Linked DNA regions of Mus musculus: regions 2 and 3 are each linked to region 1. A link is a contact called in ENCODE Hi-C or POLR2A ChIA-PET data. All regions are on one chromosome and are shown on one strand. The core of a region is the stretch at or near the end of the contact, and the rest is flanking DNA. Distances in the headings are between cores, read along the strand shown.

What was found. A loop is a pair of places that touch in the nucleus more often than their neighbours do. ChIA-PET counts read pairs that join two places held with the same protein, here RNA polymerase II (POLR2A).
Region 2: a map of left cerebral cortex shows a loop between it and region 1 (6-fold over the local background). The contact joins the promoter of Ndel1 here to the promoter of Rpl26 in region 1. A Hi-C loop is called at or near these places in 2 of 37 maps with a recorded cell type or tissue (both left cerebral cortex). POLR2A ChIA-PET finds 5 or more read pairs at or near these places in 4 of 5 experiments (Patski and embryonic stem cell).
Region 3: a loop to region 1 is called in a map of left cerebral cortex, with 2.5 times the contacts of the local background. The contact joins the enhancer-like site here to the promoter of Rpl26 in region 1. A Hi-C loop is called at or near these places in 7 of 37 maps with a recorded cell type or tissue (Patski, gastrocnemius, heart and 2 more). POLR2A ChIA-PET finds 5 or more read pairs at or near these places in 5 of 5 experiments (Patski and embryonic stem cell).

The regions. Positions count from the first base shown.
Region 1 is chr11:68,900,169-68,902,960 of GRCm38, reverse strand. Rpl26 (ribosomal protein L26) reads right to left here and starts at 1,395. Exons shown (of 4, transcript NM_009080.2): 1 at 1,337-1,395; 2 at 519-691. The coding sequence starts at 686.
Region 2 is chr11:68,851,772-68,854,563 of GRCm38, reverse strand. Ndel1 (nudE neurodevelopment protein 1 like 1) reads left to right here and starts at 1,429. Exons shown (of 9, transcript NM_023668.3): 1 at 1,429-1,622.
Region 3 is chr11:68,938,455-68,941,246 of GRCm38, reverse strand. It overlaps a transcript of Arhgef15 not described here. Among named protein-coding and RNA genes, the nearest start is that of Gm51902, 9.8 kb to the right of the region's middle. Within about 2 kb of position 1,412, at least 3 of the 3 ENCODE cell types and tissues checked have a DNase peak (open chromatin) inside an H3K27ac peak, as active enhancers do; they include gastrocnemius, heart and left cerebral cortex, where a contact is called at or near this core.

The DNA.
Region 1 (2,792 bases), core at 146-2,645:
CTGGAAACAAACCAGGCCAATCACCTATAGCAAAGAAAGGCTTTCTAAATAACAGACAAATCAAGACTGTTGCCATCCTATAGCTGTTTTCAACCCATGTCGATCCTCCCAAAGAAGTGTTTCATTTTATTAAGTATTCTTAAAAAGTGTTAAGATGTGCCAGTCTCGAAGTGCACACCCTTTATCCTAGGGCTCTATCTTATCTCTTTTCCAGGTCAGCCAAGGGCTACCTACACAAAGAAACCCACCCTGCGTTCTTTTAAAGACTTCCAGAACTTACCAATCACTAGCTATAAATTACAGCTACAGATAATCTCTCCCCAATAGAGCTAATAGAACCCCACACAAAGACATTAGCAAACCGCTGAGGCAGGACCAAAAAGCACACTGCTTTCCAGTTCTTTTGATGCAAAGCAACCCTTTCATACATCAAATGCAGGTTTTCTCACCCCCCCCCGCGCCCCCCAAATAATCGTAAAATTCCATTCAGCTTCGCCTCGCCAAGCAAGGACACATACCTGAACTTCGTCATCCTTCCGAATGGGCATAGACCGAACGTTATACTTCTGTCTCAGCTCTTTGGAAAGAGGGGAAGACATGATCTTCCTCCGAATGTGAGAGGGCGCATTGAAATGCCGTTTGCGGTTCTTGCTTCGGTCAGAAGTCACGAAGGGATTGAACTTCATTTTGGCTTAAAAACAAACAAAAAAAACAAAAACAAAAACCAGAAGACCCTTTAACGTTTCAAGTCTCAACCAGTTCCCTAAACAGCATCAACTCCACTCTGAAAGCACACAACGTTCACTGGAAGGTATCATGCTCGGTTACTCCAGACCTTCCCATCTGAGGGTTTTTTCGTCTTTAAAGACTGAAAACAAGATGAAGACTCTGCCATTAGTAACACCTATCCTACTTTTAAACTTGACTTTCCAACTTCAGCATCCCGGGAGGGTCCTACACAGCGTCGGTCTTTACCTTCTCATTTACCGCTTCTGGTGCTCTGCATTTTGCCCCCCACTTGAGCATGGAAGCAAGGGCGGATCTCCAAGCCCTCCCAACTGGCGAGAGGGCAACCGCACGGCTGACCCGGGGCTTATGATTATTTAACTCCATCTCCATGGGCCCCGCCGGCCTTCGAGTCCACGAACCTGGTCCCCTTAACCCTCTCCAGCCCCGCGGGCCCTGGCTAGGAAAGACACGGACCGAGCCCGCCCCAGTTCGGCTCCCTGGCTGATGCCGGGCCAGCAAGGCCGTCTCGGGGCCTCGGGACAGAAAAGCCTCCTCGCCTCGCCGCGGATGGCTGCGGATTACCAGCGACAACCCGCCGAGAACTCACCGGCTGCGATCCACCGATGGCCGCAAAAGGAAAGAGAACTACACGCGACTTCCGGTTCTGTAAGTTGCCGCGAGATCTCGCGAGAGTCTCGGAGCGAAAGGGGAGAGGAGGTTGGGAGAAAAGAAGAAACTAGGAATGGGAGTTTAGCGACATCTAGCGGCTCGGAGGGGGACTGCGAGGGGTCCTGACGTCATCCCTCGGAGGTGTGCGTGGTAGGCTTAGTCCTCTGGGGAAGGCAGTGCTCCTGGGATGAAGAGGGTTGCTTAGGGACGGTAGGCCGGCGTGAGAGGACCTGGGGGACCTCACCCTTTCATTCCTGGGCTCCGGGCGAAGCGCAAGACCTACTTTTAGGCGCCGAGTGGCTCTGGGACCTTGGCCAGACGGTTACCTCGGTGACTTGACCCATAGGAGTTAGTTCTTATAATTAGCCCCAGCCGGCCGCCCCCACATCTGGGTAGACTACTCTGGGTCCTTCTGCGAAATTGAGACCATCCCTCACCTGGACGGAAATAGGTCTTGGCCCCCTGATGATGCCAAGTTGCCGGTTCAAATCACACTTAAACAAACAGACCCGAGGCCAGATCCCCCGGAGCTCCCGGGGACTGGACCACCAACAAAAGATTACAGGCTCCGGTCACAAACGGGGCAGAGGATGACCTTGTTGGACATTAGTGAGAGGGGCGGCCCTTGGGCCTGAGGGTGTTCCATGCCCCAGTGTAGGGGAATGCCAGGGCGGGAAGACGGGAGTGGGTGGATGGGTGGGGGAGGTAAGGACAGAGGGGATGGGATAGGGGAGTTCCGAAGGGGAGACCTGGAAAGGGGAAAACATTTGAAATGTAAATAAAGAAAATATCCAATTTAAAAAAAAAAAAAAGGAAAAGCCGGCATTGGTGGCGCCTGCCTTTAATCTCAGTACTTGGGAGGCGAGGCAGGCGGATATCTGAGTTCGAGGCCAGCCTGGTCTACAGAGTGAGTTCCAGGACAGCCAAGGCTACACAGAGAAACCCTGTCTCGAAAAACTGAAAACATGAAAAGAGAAAAAGAACGGAAGAAAGAAAGAACGGAAGAAAGAAAGAAAGAAAGAAAGAAAGAGAGAAAGAGAGAAAGAGAGAAAGAGAGAGAGAGAGAGAAAGAAAGAGAGAAAGAGAGAAAGAGAGAGAGAGAGAAAGAAAGAAAGAAAGAAAGAAAGGAAGAAAGAAAAGAAAGAGACACGGGGTGGGGGGACACTCTCATCGCAGACAGGTGTACCCTTTAAAACTATGACCTCAACCCCCTCCTGAGAGTTCTCGGTTCCAGATCTGATGGAGGTAGGTCAAGGGGATCCGATTCTCTGCAAATGGGTTCGGAGGCATCGGTTTCTGTAGATAATATAGCCGTCATGCTAACAGGAGGCACATACTGTCTTAAGATACAGGGAGCTTACGGAACACTAGGCAGGACACACTCTTCTATACCC
Region 2 (2,792 bases), core at 180-2,679, 48 kb after region 1:
TGTCATCTTCTTTACTGATTTATTTCCCATGGATTTGGTGTAATGGAAGGAGGTCGGGCAGTTTGCTGACTCTAGGGTACTATTCCAGCCTCTGGGCCAACGAAGATCAGAGCAGGGCCTTTGGCTTCTGAGGGCTCTGCCAAGCTAAGCCCATTCATTAAGAAGGGGATGATGCCAGTCCTAGGGGCAGAGCAAATGGGAGGGGCAGCAGCCTGGGAGATGATGTCACTGTTTTCTGAAGGGCCTGGCCAGCCATTAGGTGACTCAGTGTGTTTCTTAGCACCTCAGCCAGGAGGCAGGACAGAAGCTGTGGCCTTTTTATCTTTTCCTGTTTGGGTGGGACGGTTCCTGTCTTGGCACCGGGTCTATAGGAAAGCCTTCATTAATCACTTCTCTGCCTTAAGTCTGATTAGATTGAGCAGAGTTTCAGGTAGGGAAGCCAGACTGAGTTTCAAAGCTGTTCCAGGCCACTGGCCTGTAAAGCAGACCTTTTTTTTTTTTTTTTTTGAGTCTTATGTTACAATATAGATCTAATGATTCCAGCTTCAAATGTTGTTGATGGTTAACAGTAGTGTATGGAAGGCACTTTAGCCCCACGGTCTAGCCTATGTTTCCCTTCTTGTCAGCGTAGTAGTGGATAACAGTGTAGCTTCTGAGTTTGAATTTGCGCTGTAGGTGAGTGACCTTGGGGAACTTCATCTTGCTATTTCTTACTTGTAAATGAGAGTGACGTGGGGTTACTGTGACAAAGCAATGCACCCCAGTGACTGGTACAACTACGGGCGCGACAAACCGCACAGTGAACTCATAATCTCTTTTTAAAAACCCTATATCCTTCATAGTGTAGTTCAAGACGCTCTAGACCCCAGTAATCTTCCTCTGCTCATCAGTTTGGGTTCTCCTTAAAAATCCATCTCGCACCGTTTTTTGTTTATATTGACCTTTCCCAACCGTATACGTGGGCTCACCTTGTCTTTCTTAGGCTCAGCATATGTCTTATGCTATGTTGTTTTGTCTTCAAACTTCAAAACCAATCCCAACAGCACTGAAATAACAATTACATTGAGCATGAGACAGCTAAAGTTCCTATAGTTGTTCCCCAAATGCCTTTTTTAAATTTAAGTTTCTAGTTCCAGGACAGTTGTGTATTTCTCCTGTCTCCTTCGTGAGCTAGTACTCTATACTGGCTTTATACTGGCTTCCCATTTTAGCCTAGGGAACTACTCTCCTGCGCAGCACAGCTTCCGGAGACAGCACAGGGCTAAAAAACCCACCTCCTTCGGGGGTCCGGGGCGGCGCCTGCGCAGGACGCTGTCGCAGATCTCACGTCAGCGCGCAAAGCCTAGGTCGGCTCCACGTGACTCTGGCCTCCCACCGCTCCGCCCCGCACGCCAGCCTGCTTCTGCGCATGCTCTTGACTCCGCCCCCGTGCGTCACAGAATGGCCTCCGACACCCAGGGAGCCCCTGACGTGTCGGGGAGGAGCCCGGTGCGGGGATACGCGGAGTGGAGCTCAGGGCTGCGGAAGGGAGCAGAGCTGAGCGGCTGGGCGGGCCTGGCCAGGCCAGCGGAGCAGAGACGTCGGCCGAGCGGCGGCGAACATGCGCTTTTGACACATTGGCGGTGAGCTCCCGTGCGACGCAGCCTCTGGGGTTCGAGCCAGGCGGGCAGCGCCGAGGCCTGCCCCGGGGGAGCCTGCCTGACCGCCGCCGGGCTGGGGCTCAGCCCGCTGGGCCAGGCCGGGCTTGGGTTCTGGGGCGGCCCGTACCGAGACAACTGTTCCAACCGCTTTAACTGTCCCCTCCTTACTGGCGGAGGTGTGGCCCACCGGGGGCACCTGCGGGAGAGCGAGTCCCGGGCTTCCAGAGGAGGGACGGAGGCCGGGACGTGGCACCGGGGGCTGAGGCGCTGACGGCTCGAGGAGTGGCCCAGTTGGGGTGGCGGAGGCGCGCCCAGCTTCTCGCTCCACCCATCCTTGATTCCCTGGAGCTGCCGGGGTGGTTAGGAGCCGGGCAGGATCTTGATTTCCCAGCGCCCCAGATGCGGGAGGCGAGAGCAGGAGCAGCCCGCGTTGGCAGAGACTGGCAGTCTCGTGACTGCCTGCCCCGAACTGCTAATCATCCTCTTTGGAGTTGGGGAAAGTCTCACTAACCAACCGACCCCGGTTGCTTGGATTCGCTTCTTATTTTTCTCTGAGAAACGATGAGGTGACTAACACTTTTAAGTTTAAGGCGAGTGAGGGTCCTTTTCATTACCCGGGCCCATTCCTGTAGCGTTTGTAAACATTTTAGAACATTTGCTGTTTGTACTTGCGACGGATACTGTAAGTCACTTTTTGCTGGATGGGGAAATTGAACCTAGGTACAGGAGGTTGGGGCAACTGAGTGATTTTTATTTGGGTTCCACTAACTGGTGAGAAGTTTAGCTTGGGTTACAATTTACCTTTCTAAGCTCAGGGTTCTGGTTTCTGTTTTCATGAGATTTTTTTTTTTTAACTTCTTCAGCCGGAAAGAGGACTGAACATTGGACTTGTTAAAGATAATACCAGAAGTTACTAGATGACTTATTTATTTTCGAGTAAATTGACCAAAAAAACCAAAAAAACCCCAAACCAAACAACAACAACAAACAAAAAACCCCCAAAAGCTCAGTTACTAGAAAAATCTTATCCTGAAGCTTGCTCATGAGTGGCTGGTTGTTAGTCTGAAAATTATGTTGCTTTCACTGCACTTAAGAGGTAGGGTAATGTCTGCCAAATCAGAAAGCTGAGAGGGCAAAGCTCATCATTAAGTT
Region 3 (2,792 bases), core at 163-2,662, 38 kb before region 1:
GAGGATTCCATACCTGTGCCACCATATCCCACAGGTTTGGATCTTAAATGTCCCCTGAAGGGCATGGATTGAAGGCTTAGTCAAGGTTAGCTGGTGGGAGAAACCTTTAAAAAGTGGAACCTAATAGAAGTTAGGGCACTGGGCTGAAGAGATGGCTCAGCTGTTAAGAGCACTGACTGCTCTTCCAAAGGTCCTGAGTTCAAATCCCAGCAATCACATGGTGGCTCACAACCATCCGTAATGAGATCAGATACCCTCTTCTGGTGTGTCTGAAGATAGCTACAGTATACTTAGATATAATAATAAATAATTTTTTTTTTTTTAAAGAAAGAAGAAGTAACCTGGGCACTGACAACCTTTGAAGGGAAGAGTGGAACCTTGGTGATTTTTTCTTTTGGTTCCTATCCAACATGAGGTTTTGCTCTGCAACCTCTGCTCTGCCACAGCCCTAGAGCACCAGGGCAAGCAAGCGTAGCTAGTGAGTTAAAATATAGCTTGCCTTGCCAGGCACGGGGGTGCACACCTTTAATCCCAGCACTCGAGAGGCAGAAGCGGAGGCAGCTGGATCTCTGTGAATATGAGGTCAGCCTGGTCCACAGAGTGAGTTCTAGGACAGCCCAGGCTACACAGAGAAACCCTGTCTCAAACAGACTAACTAATCAAGTAAATAAATGAAGCTTTCCTTAATAGTTAGTTTATTTGGATGCTGGGGTTGCACCATGGGAAGCCAAGCAAGGCAGGTCAATCACAGAATTGCTCCAAAGTAACCGAGTCTGCTTTCTTGGTAAATTATACACAGATACAAACAGCTAAGGCAATCTACGGAGTTGTATGACCTGCACCAGGAATGTGCTTCACTCTTCCTTTGGTTAAGGTGAACCAAATACATTTGATCTTGAATAAAAACACTTTGTCCTAACCAAAATACACACCCTCCCTCACAGTGATCTGCTTATTTTAGCTACTACTCAGAATCTGATTCTGTCAGCAAATCTTCCCTACCTCCCAATAAATTCCACTTTGTACAGAGTTAAATCTGTTGAATAAAATATTATATAGATCCTGGCAGCGGGTTTGCTACACACCTCAACGCTTTACATTCGAGAATGGAAGACCCACACGCACAGCCTTTATATTTTGACATGCTTTAATCAGCTCTATCCTAGGCCACTGCCCAACCTCCACGAAATGAATCCACCTCCTGCTAATAATCCCGAGTTATTACTTACTAAACTCTAAATTCTATCTTGGCTGCTCTGGACCCAGAGGGATCTCTCGGCTTCTTCACATGGCCGCCAAGCCTCTCTGTCCTGAACACTCTGAGGCTTGGCATCTCTTCTCTCTTCCACACTCTCCTGCTATGGTGGATCTCCTCCCCCTTCTCTCTCTTGCCAATCCCAAACCCGGAAATCCTAAAGTCCCGCCTCTGTCTGCCCTGCCCAGCCATTGGCTGCCCGCATCTTTACCAATCAGAACGAAGCAGGGTCAGGTTCCCAGAAGCTTTGTGCAGACACTTGTGTAAGCAGGTTTTTTGGGGGGGAGTGTAATTAGCGTTAGTGGGCCAAACCCACTACATAGGTCTGTCCTTTATTCATTGGCGTTGTGGCACTTTTGTGGCTAGCCTGAATTATACACGGTGAGACTCAGCCCTCAAACAAAACCAGTAAAATCACATGACCCTGCCTCTCCTCCAACCTGGTCCCGTGATTCACTGAACCAAACTCAGATGTTATTCTGTTAATTTACCATCTAGTTAAATTGAGAATGCAGGGATTCTCTGAGCAGTTTTATGGGTAGTTAATCTGTTACAGGGATGAATCTCTGAAGATACACATGAAGAATACCAAGTAGGAGAACTTAGGAAAGGTGGTTTACGGCCATGGCAAGCTAAATGTTAAGGCAGGAATTTGAACCTGCACCCTGGAGCTGGCTGGCCTGTGTTCTAACACCCACTCTACAGTTTGTAAGCTGTATCGCTTGGCTTCTCAACTCGGTGCCTCAGTTCCTTGATTCACACAATAATGATGACGATATTTATATGTGACTTACAGGATTATTGAGAGGCTTAAAAAGAATATGCATAAGGTGCTGAGAGCAATGCTCAATACATAGTTGGTGTTTAATAAGTAGCCAAATATTAGTTATTTTTGTTTGTTTGAAACAGGGTCTCACTATGTGCTCCTGGCTGGCCTGGAACTTGAAATGTAGAACAAGCTGGCCTCAAATTCAAAGAGATCCACCTGTCTCTGCTTCCTGAGTGCTGGGGTTAAAGGCATACACGACCATACCAAGCCTTGTGTTTTGAAACACAGCCTCACCTTGTCTCTGAGGCTGTCCTGGAACTCAGTATATGTCATCTAGGCTTGCCTTAGATCTACAGTCTTCCTGCCTTCATTTCCCCGGGGCTGAGCTTCCGCATGTCTACCATCAAGCTCTGCTAACCTGTGATTCTTTTCTTCAGTTACCTTGGAATTTATTCAAACTAGGAAAAGATCATGTTTACATGTAATACATACTCTATTCTTTAAATAACAATTATGACAAACGCCAGAAAGAATTAAAGAATGCTGCAGTTACAATCTCTATGAAACATCAACATCTTGTATTTTACATAATTAAAGAAACATACCACTTTTAAAAATACAGAGACATGGCTTCATGTGGGCATGGGGATGCAATTGACTTATTTTTTAAAACTTTATTATTTAAAAATGTAAATAAAATACAATTTAGAAAACAAACAAACAAAAAAGTCGGGCAGTGGTGGCACATGACTTTAATCCCAGCACTCG